Linked DNA regions of Homo sapiens: region 1 is linked to region 2. Evidence: chromatin contacts called from ENCODE Hi-C or POLR2A ChIA-PET data. All regions are on one chromosome and are shown on one strand. The core of a region is the stretch at or near the end of the contact, and the rest is flanking DNA. Distances in the headings are between cores, read along the strand shown.

Evidence for each region. Hi-C counts contacts between places; a loop is a spot of excess contacts on that map. ChIA-PET counts read pairs that join two places held with the same protein, here RNA polymerase II (POLR2A). Pooled maps may share reads with other maps.
Region 1: a loop to region 2 is called in a pooled map, with 3 times the contacts of the local background. The contact joins the promoter of DCBLD1 here to the promoter of TRAF3IP2 in region 2. A Hi-C loop is called at or near these places in 1 of 50 pooled maps. POLR2A ChIA-PET finds 5 or more read pairs at or near these places in 2 of 52 experiments (AG04449 and PC-9).

What each region holds. Positions count from the first base shown.
Region 1 is chr6:117,480,850-117,486,068 of GRCh38, reverse strand. It overlaps DCBLD1 (discoidin, CUB and LCCL domain containing 1), which reads right to left and starts at 3,395. Exons shown (of 15, transcript NM_001366458.2): 1 at 3,176-3,395. The coding sequence starts at 3,287. RefSeq lists enhancers at 2,360-2,409, 2,440-2,489, 2,500-2,579 and a silencer at 2,940-3,519.
Region 2 is chr6:111,601,909-111,607,308 of GRCh38, reverse strand. TRAF3IP2 (TRAF3 interacting protein 2) reads left to right here and starts at 1,431. Exons shown (of 9, transcript NM_147686.4): 1 at 1,431-1,533. It also overlaps TRAF3IP2-AS1. RefSeq lists enhancers at 1-467, 1,313-1,362, 1,653-1,722.

The DNA.
Region 1 (5,219 bases), core at 2,146-4,645, 5.9 Mb before region 2:
TTGGGACATTATTCAGAGTTCAAATTCTGCTTTAAACATACCATTTGATTTGTTTAATGAATTTTTTAACATAACCTCTTTCTTCTCTGAAATATTAATATATAACTCACTGTTTCTGAGTGTTACAAATTATATCTACTAGAGCCAAAAGATATTGTACATATTGTTCTGCTGGCATGTTCCCTTCTTTCTGCTGTATTTTCATTTAAAAGGCATCCTTACATATAGAAATAAGCATGCCAAGAGAGCTGGGCTTGATAAACAAAATTAATTAGTAGAAGCAGCAGATGTACACCTTTATAAAGAATGTCAGTAGGCTCTTTATTACTTGGTTTCCATTAGTTAGGAAGTCATTTGAAAATATATCCTAAACACAAAGAGATTGTTCAGTTCAACTCAAGGAACACTGAGCACCTTTGTCAGATACTAGGAAGACAAAGACTATATAGTCCCAGTCTCTGCCCTCAGGATCTTACAGTCTACAAGGCTAGCTGTCCAGATGAGACAACAGAAGGGTGAGTGCACACACTGGTACAGAAGGTGACAGAATAAATTTGTGCTGATTTTTAAAAAAGCCACTCACCTAAAACATCATCTATCAGCTGATCCTATGTCTAACCCAAAATAAATGACAGATGATTTAACAGCAGACCTTCTAAATAACAAATTAAGAGTTGGGCAGAGGGTTTTGAAGCAATTCTTAAGTATGCAAGATTTGAATCTACACTTGGAAGTTTCCTCAGAGATCAAGCGCTCATTTTGATTCTTCACTTAAATCACAAGGGAATACTTTAGCTAATAACCATTTGCAAATCTTGTGGTGGAGAGAGAAGCAGGGAGTTTTAGGTTGCACAAATTCATTACACAAATGAAGGGTATTTTATTCTACAAAAATGTATATCAAGGTAATAAATTTGGACTAAATCCAAACCTACGAATTTATACAAGTGGAATAAAAACTAATGATCAACTTAATGTCTTATTATGAAAGGTCAAAATTATGTGAAACAATCTATGTAAATATGTACCTTTAGTTAAACGGATCCAGAAGAACAGGGCATAAGGAGCCGAAATAATCCCAGCTCTGGCCACTAAACCCCAATGCCTGGACCTGGCTGGCTGCAAACAACGGGAGGGGTGGACACTTTTTTAAAACTTTAATTCAAGAAAAACACCAGATAGGCAAGCAGTTGCCCTACAAAGGACCCAGTATAGCTTTATGGGGTCACCAGACTCTGACACACAAAAAATTAATTAATTGTATTGATTAGGCTTATAAACATTCAGGTTAAGTTATACCATTTGTTTCCTAAAACCACACAATAAATAAAAGTCTAATACGAAATTGCCTATAACACAGATGGTAGCATTTTATCACAACCCTAACATTATAAAATTATAAAGATTTGAAGCCCAGTAAGAATCTAAGCAACCACACATGCCTGTAGTCCCAGCACCTTGGGAGGCCGGGGTGGGTGGATCACTTGAGCTCAGGAGTTCAAAACCAGCCTGCGTAATATGGCTAAACCCTGTCTCTACAAAATATACAAAAATTAGCCAGGTGTGGTGGGATGCACCTGTAGTGTCAGCTACTCAGGAGGCTGAGGTGGGAGGATTGCTTGAGCCCAGGAGGTTGAGGCTGCAGTGAGCTGAGATCGTGCCACTGCACTGCAGCCTGGGCGACAGAGTGAGACACTGTCTCAAAAATAACAATAATGATAATAGGTTTTTAAAAAGAATCTAAGCAATCACACTTGTTCCTAGAGAACCGCTCTCACAAAGTGCCCAGTTAACAGCCTGGATGACCATACAAAATCTAAATCTTTATTGGGAAAGATAAGTGACAGCTTTGGCCAGATTAGTACAGGAACATACTGCTGGACTGATTCTCACAGACGTATAGTATTAAAGGTGCACCTTCAAACTGTGAGTTGAGAAAAAAATAAAAATATTTAAAACATCCATTATAAAAGTCCTACGCATTTAACAAAATCTTACGTATTTATTACAATTTTACAATCTGCCTAGTATTGTGCTACAGTACCAGACAAAATCACTTTAGGGTTTTGGGGATTTTGTTTTTTTAAACAAACTGGTATGTAATATAAACTTAGGAACCACCACCACCATCTCGAGTATCAATGTTTCAGAATGGAGGCATAGTTCAGTGAAAAAAATGCCGGCATTGGTTTTAGTTTTGATTCTTGTTTCACCAGAAAGCATGGTGGTTGGGGGAGCTGTCAAAGTACTCCGGATAGACTCAGCGCCATTAAATAAGCTCAGGCATATACGGCCAGGAGCAAGGGAGGAGAGGAAACACTGAAACAACTCGGCAGAAAGCTGGCCCTTGCTATTAAAAAAAAAAAAGCACTAATTAATGAGGACGAATGAAATAGGGACACCCAGGGCTGGTAAAGGGGGTTGCTGCTTTAATATGCTGGACAGGCAGAGGGTAAACTCGGTTGTGGGTTAATTAGGTCTAACTCCAAGTCAAAGACCAGCTCCAGAGAAAAAGCAGCCTGGTTGAGAGTCTACCGGCTCAAATACACAGGAAGCCACACGATTCCAACTTGCGGCGCCAGCAGGACACTCGAGAGGAGGTGGCAGCACCGCCTGCTCGCCAGCGTCCAAGGCCAACCTCGGCAAACGTGCCCCGGCCATTCCGCACGAGCCCCGAACGCACACGCCGGGATTCCAATTCCGCGCGGGAGGAGCGACGGCAGGGAGGGCAGGGCCCAGCGCCGGCCGAGGAGCGGCTTTGTCAAAAGGCAGCTGGAAAGAACTGGCCCTGCACACGGCTGTCCCCTAAGGCGACCCTCGGGGTCAGGTCACTTCTCACGGGGCCAGCAGAGTCAGGAAGTCTGGAAACTAAGTGAAATGGGCTGGGGGGCGGCGGAGAGAAAGTGCAGAGACGCCAGGTTAATTCTCTGGTTTTGGGGGAAGGAAGGAGTTTGGTGGGGGAGCGACAAGGAATGCAGTAACCTACTTCACCCCCAGCCCCGCGGGTAGAGCCGGACTCCGCGGATGGCAGGCGGCGAGCCCGACTTCCTCCCGCGCTCCGTCCCCCCAGGCCCGGCCCGCCCCGTAGCCCTCGGCCCGGCCCGGCCCGCCCCGCAGCCCTCAGCCCGCCCCTGGCGCCTCGGGTCCCGCCGCCAGCCGGACGCGCTCCACTCACCCAGCTCCTCCGCCTGCAGCCGGAGCGGGGCGGAGACCGCGAGCAGCAAAGCCAGGAGGCCCCGCCCGGCAGCCCGCGCCAGTGCGCCGCCGCCGCGGGCGCCGGGCACCATGACCCCGCTGGGCGCCAGCTTGGCAAGCTCGGCCTCCCCTCGACGGATCCCGAGCCGCAGCTGCCCGGGCCGGGCCGCCTCCTCTGCGGACGAGCGCGGCGCCGGGACGGGGCGCAGTCGCTGCCCCGCACCGAATCCCATTGGGGCGGCTTTCAGCCCAGCCCTGCGGGGGCGTCTCCCGCCCGGCCCCGCCCCGCCCCGCACGTCGGCCCCTAGAGGAGGAAGTCGCGTTCCCAGGCAGTGACCGACGGCGAAGCCGGAGGCGAGCGAGGCGCCGCCCGCGCTCCCCTCCACGTATCTGGCGCGCCCTGCTGCGCTCCTTCCTTGCCTTCCTCCCCACCTGCACCAGTACACGTGAACCTGCTAGGCAGCAGGACACCTCGCCGCCGGACCCGCCCCTCGCCGCGTGGTGCGGGAGTCATTCCTAGATGGGCTGAGCCCGCGGCGGTGCCTTGGGAGGCTGCCCCCTCCAGGGTTTTGCCAGCCCGCGGGGATGGGCATGCCAGGGATAGCAACACCGAGGGACTCGAAATATTTTGATGATAGGATGATGACAGTGCCAAGTAGGACCTTCACTGATTTATTCACTCATTCATTCATTCATTCAAAAGTTACTCAGTTCAGCAGTGTGCTTGTCAGGAGCAGGGCTAAACCCATGTGGCACTTGCAGACAAAAATAATCAGGCAAGTATTCAATGCAAATTGCAATCAGTGACATGAAAGGTGCTGTTGAAGCACATTTAGAGAGCTGTAATTAGATGGCGGGTAACAGGGGTGAGGGCGGGAATCAGCTAGGAAAGGCCTAAGTGGCATCAAAGCTGAGATTAAAGCAGGAGCCAAAACAGACAAGTTGTGCAAAGAAGCTGAAGGAGGAAAGGGCCAGGTAGCTGGAGCACAGTGAACAGGTGGGTACACGGCCAGATGTAGAAGCTAGTGTACAGAGTAGGGGCCAGGACGTGCAGCTAAATAACCTAAAGGATGTTTAACTTGGTCCTCGGAGTAGTGAGCAGCCACGGAAGGTTCAGAAGGGGGAAGGACTCCACCCGATGATCCTCTTGAGGAGTTGCGGAGAAGGGTTTGGGGAGGACAGATTGGAGACTGGAGAATTACAGGGTTATCACCGAGTAGTTGAATAGGGTGGTGGCAGTGGAAAATGACGAGGACAGATTAGATATGTATTTTAAGGACTATCTCACGTCTCTGGTCCCCTGTAGTCCCCGTTTACTTCCTCTGCGCGCTGCCCTCACCTTCGCACCACCGCGCGGCACGCTGAAGTTTCACCTAGAGGTGCAGCGCAGGGAAGCGTGGAGGCGGAGAGGAAGCAACAGCCCCTCCAATGGCAAACATTGGCCCCTCGTGATCTTTGGATACCCTGGACAGACTCATTTCATACATGCGTTCCTTTTTTCCTCTTCCTTTTCTTTTTTTAACTAAATAAACAAGCTGATAAAATCTCAAATGAGATTGTCTTTGGGGCTTTGCTTTCTCTGAGGCAGCATATCTTAGATGAAAGAACTTGGGCTTTAGAAATGGAGGGGATCCCGGTTTGATTCTGGACCTCAGCTTTGTTGAAGAGCTGAGGTCCAGAATCAAACTGGGTATATATGTGTATATTCAGTGTATACTGAATTTGTATATTAAGTTCTATCATGTAGAGAAAGTACCTAACTGAATGTGTATATTGGGTTCTAGCATGTAGAGAAAGTACCTAATAAACGGTAGGTTTTATCATTTTTTAACAGAAAGTAAATTCACACCCATAAAAATATTGAGTATTCTTACACTCAAAAACACAGAACGATACTTTGATACGTTGAGTCTCCTCCTAACTTCAGTTTTCGCTTTTTCTTATTTCTCTTCATTCTTTCTAAGTGAGTTTGGGCAGCTGCTTCCAGGCTCCAACAGGTTTGACACTGTGAGCTATGAATGAAG
Region 2 (5,400 bases), core at 182-2,681:
TGATTTTTAATAGCTGCATCATTTTCTGCAAACCAAATGCAAACAACCTGTGTATACTGTGTTAAAAACAAGCTGCATTTTCTCTGCTTGTGGAATGTTGAGCAACCTGCTTCCTGTATCCTGCTTGAGCAGAACCTGGTACAATCTGAACAGGGATGCTCTGGGGCCTGTCCCCTTGATGAGAGTAGAGAGATAGCCGGCTGAGTGGACTGACACTTGGACCCCTTCAACAGGCAGACAAGTCCAGCACCAGGAGCATGGTGTGTCTGCCCAGGGCGCCCAGCTGGCCAGTGACATGGCTGAGTTCGTACCCAGGTCCTCCTGACTCCAAAGCTCCAGCTAACACTGCTCCCATTACTGACTGCTGCCCCGAAAGGCAGTTGTCTCTCTCTCTCTCTGTTCACATCGCTGGGTATCATCCTGCCTGCAGCGCTCCTTCATGCAATAAATTCTGCAGGCTACTGATTAAACAATGGGAAGGAAAGGGGAGAAAAAAAATCTTGAGGTCAGGAAAATGCAGCCAGAGGAGGTTAGTGTGCATGTGTGCATGTGTATGTATGTGTGTGTGTGTGTTCTTAAAATTAACCACTTTTTTTGTGCCTGACAATAGGGTGGTGTGTGTGCACAAGCCACAGGCATGTGTATGCTGTGTGTACACGTGTGTCCAGGAGCATGGTCAGTGAGCCCCCCCCCACCCCCCCAGTGGTTATGGGCAGCAAATACTGATTTTTTGGGTTTTTTTAAATTTTTTTTTTGAGACGGAGTCTTCGCTCTGTCGCCCAGTCTGGAGTGCAGTGGCGATCTCGGCTCACTGCAAGCTCCACCTCCCGGGTTCACGCCATTCTCCTGCCTCAGCCTCCCGAGTAGCTGGGACTACAGGCGTCCGCCACTACGCCCGGCTAATTTTTGTATTTTTTAGTAGAGACGGGGTTTCACCTTGTTAGCCAGGATGGTCTCGATCTCCTGACCTCGTGATCCTCCCGCCTCGGCCTCCTAAAGTGCTGGGATTACAGGCGTGAGTCACCGCGCTCGGCAATGCTGATGTTTTAAGCAGTTAGAGGAGGTGGAAGAAGCTCGACTCCCTCTTCTTCCCCATTATCTGCCCACAATCCCCTCCTTTGGAGCTGCTAATGATTACTAATTCTTAACATTCGAGTTCAATCTCCTCCCGGAGACACCCTCCCAGGCGAGGGCACTGCGACTACACTGAGGTTCTGCCCACTCCTGGGCAGCTTCTTAGCTGGGTGGCGAAAACAAAAATGCCGCCTAATTGGTCACTGGCCCTTTCTCATGAATGAAGGAGGTTTCTGTTTTAAGAAATAAAGTGACTCCTCAGCCGTTGATTCACTGCCCACAGGGAGATTTTGAGCAGAGGCTTCCTAGGCTCCGTAGAAATTTGCATACAGCTTCCACTTCCTGCTTCAGAGCCTGTTCTTCTACTTACCTGGGCCCGGAGAAGGTGGAGGGAGACGAGAAGCCGCCGAGAGCCGACTACCCTCCGGGCCCAGTCTGTCTGTCCGTGGTGGATCTAAGGTAAGTTATTCGGAGTTGCCACTTGCCTGGTCTTATTTCTTCACCTCTGACCTATTTCCCAAAGCACGCTGTTTCTCCTTTACTGAAACATTCTGCCTCTACTTTCCTCTGTGTTCGTCTCCCCTCCTTTAACTTGTTCGCACAGAGACCATCTTAGCTGAGAAAATGACAGTGAAGTTTGTGCTGCAAGGATGTGTTGCTAGTATAGTATTTCAGGCCAGCGAGCCCCGCCGGGTTAACCCTTTGAGGAGAGGAGGCTCGCACACGGGGACAGCTCGGAGCTGCCTGGGAACCATTCGTTTGGGTACTTAGTGTCCCCACAAGTTTCTCTCAAGAATTCAAGCCCCACTTCTCCAAAGAGAGAGCCAGGGATGGCAAAGATTAAGTAATTGGCTTTCAGCCCCAGAACACGTCAGTGGCAGTTTTCTCAATCCTTGTTTCGTGCAGGGGGGAAAAAAATCAACAGCACATTTTTGGGCCAGGAAGTTCTGCTGAGCTCTGTGCTGGCTGTGAGCCGCCTCCCGGCCCCTCTCCGCAGCCGCCCTCCAGCCCTCCCAGCCTGGCGCTGGACGGAGCCTTTGGGAACAAGGGGGAGAAATGCCAGAACTTGATCTTAGAAGCTAATCAAGCTTCTTGTGACTTTCAAGTTCAAGATGGTATCTTAGAATAGGGGGATTTTTTTTTTTTTAAAGGAACAGGAGAACAAGAGGCCAAATTTTTTAAAAGGACAAGAAACTTGGTTTCAAGTTCTTCACTTCTTGTGGTTCCATGACTTAGGCAATTCACTCTGACTCCACTAAGCCTGGATTTCTTCATCAGTAAATTGATGGGGGGTGGTGATCTAACATGAGTGTGTCAAATTCCCTTATAAAACAAAGCCAGGATAGTCCCAGAGGGGTAGTGGTAATGGGTGGTCTTCAAGACTTGTTTTGTTTACCGATTATTCACATATTTTAATTTTACCTCCCACTACCAGTTGGTTACCCCCTTGAGGAAAGGACTTTGTTTCCTGATATTTTTCTACCTCCCAGAATCCAGCATGCTACCAAATGCCTAGTAGGTGCTCACCCCCCTTCCATGTCAACTGCTTTGATTTCTGTTTCACTCGTCTGCTCTCAAGGCAAGAGGTAAAGCAGCAGTCAGGGCGAAAGGCTGGGAGACACGTGTCTCTGCGGGAGGGCTGCCTGGAATTGAGGCCTTATTACTGGCTCTAGCCAAATAGGAGAAAACAGGGAGTTTCTCGAATTAGTTCATGTCCCATTTGGGTTACCCAGGAAGGATAGTCTGTGCTATTGTCCACAGAGTCAAGGCAGGCCAGAGAACTGGCAGACAAGCCCAGCTCCAGAAGCCAGAGTTACTGCTGTAGCTGGACCTGGAAACCACTCCTCAGCTGGACCAGTCACTGTGTGTGGGGCCTTTAATGGGAGGGGAAGGGAAACTATGAAACACATCCTAATACCATGTAAGGGTGATGACTGTGATTAGAGACATTATTAGATGGCGGATACACAGAATCCTTAACTTTTTCCAGACCGTGACTTAAAAAAAAATTGTCATTGTTTCTTTTTGGCAATTACTTGCCATCAATACAGTTCAAACAGGCCCTAGCTGACTGGGATGGGCTGGTGCAGGACTTTTGGTTTCTGTGGGATGTCCTGGTGTAGTCCGTGTCATGTTTTTAGGCATTTCTCTCTATTCCCCTGGGATGAAAGGACAGGAATTTCAAGATATTTCACCTGCAATGAGTTCCTGATTTTATTTTCAAACAACGATGCACCATTATCTGAAAGCAGGCTAACTGTTGTGCACTTGCCAGCCTCGCTCTAATCCTTAAAGGCCACACACCACAGTCATTCTTAATCTGCTGCTGCAGCTACCAGTCACTCCATGATGGAGCATCAAAAGATGGATAATGTAGTTACTCTGCTCTGTTCCTTGCATGGGGTGGGTTAAACAGAAGTGAGGTCTGAGTAATGTACCAACATGTCGGATAGAAAGGTTCTTAACTCAGGGTTACTCATTTTTGGAAGGTGTAGAGACAGGAAATGTTAAAGCCTGCTTCTCCTGGGATTAAGGAGTTAGTGACTTTCAAATGCTCTGAAAAGAAAAAGAAGAGGAGAAGACAGTCATATCTGCAGGCATTCTTCAACAGGCATTCAGAAAGATTATGGTGGGGTAGTTTGTCTAAATGAAATCTTTGTTTTACACGTTGTAGAATGGAAATCTCAGGAATATCCTGAATTCAAATCATTTTTCTTCTGCAGGCAATTTTAAATTAGCTTCTAAAAACATATATGAATTGCAGGCAACTGCTGCAGAAAAAAAAGAGTGAACACAGATGAGGCATATTCAACTTTAAATTCCTTTCAGATCCAATGAAATGACCCCTAATGTTTGATCACATTTCCTTATCAAAACAATCCTGCAGTCTGAAGGATTTTTCCATGAGAAAGTGTCTGAGGACTGGAATCAAGAAGCTGCCCCCCGGGCCTCTCCTGTTTCTTCCCAATGCGTTGTCACCAAGATATTTTTAGTTCATGAAACTCAGGCTGTCCTTTCTCCCACTTATGGTCTTTGCCTCCCGTGCCCAGCAGGCCTCCTAGAAGCACACATGTGCTTGGCTGTGACTACTCAGCTCACTCTGTAGCTGTGTGTGCACGCCTTGTGTGTGTGTGTGTGTGTGTGTGTGTGCACACCTTGTGTGTGCACAGACCTTCCCGGATACCAGGAGTTGTAGACTGGCTGAAGAAGGGTGGGCTTCCATCCATGGGGTGATCCTTAGGTCTGTGCTGGTTTGGCTTGGTTCCCTGATAAGGCAGCTGAACTCAAGCCCTTTAGGAGGGCCAGGACTGACCGGAGCTCCCAGCCTGTGCCCCTCTCCTCGCACCCCACAGGCCGCACCCCACAGACTGAGGCTGCCTGGGGTCTTGGCAGCTCCCTCAGCAATGAGGGATACTTGCTCTCCGCTGCCTCATTGTTTCCCTGCAGTCAGGATGCCAGTGTTTTTTCCCTTTCCCCTTCCCAGAGTCAACAGGTCTCCCTCCCCGCTCTGAACTCTCTTCCTACTCTGAGCTGTCTGTCCAAACTCTTCCTGGCCTCCCAGCTTACCCTATGACACTCTTACCTTTCACCTATATTCATTCTTTCCCTTCTCTTCCAACTGCCCCTTCTCATACCCAGCACTACATACAAATTACAAGTAAATAAGTGTCTCTCCTACACCAATAAAAGGCAAATACAAAAAAATCCTTCAGCGTTTCCCCACTTTCCTTACTTCTCTTCCGTTCTCCTTCCTTCCTTTCTCTCCCTTCCTCTTCCTCTCTTGGTTTTTCCTTTCTACCCCTTCCTCTCCTTCACTCCGTGGCTGTGGCTGAATTAGGGATCACACATGTGCTTAGAGAAACCATCTTATCTGAAGAAACAAAAAAACAAAAACCAAAACAATGACAACGACAGAAAAAAAAAAAAAACATGGGCTGGTTTGAGGTTGTTCTCTAAATGTTTATTATAACTTCTAATGTGATGGAGTCAGTGTGTTCCCATTAGTCCTTCTCCTCCTCATTTAGTAGCTCAGAGGAGTCCCAGAGCAAACTTCCTCAAATCAGGTCGGTTCATACTGCACTGCCTTCAGCCTGATGTGAGTCTTACTGTGCTGGGTTTATGTCCAAGGGCCAGTAAATATTCCCTTCCTTCCAGGGCTCACCACTGTTTCAAATCCTCTGGCAAGCCCAGTGGAAGAACTTCTCTGTATGGGAAATTCAGCAAGTAAACTTGGAAGTATTTGTTCATTGGAGTTTGAATCTGAGCCAAACAGTTCACTCAAAACCAACCTTCCACTCAGCAAACCAGTGTTATGAAAGTTTGCAT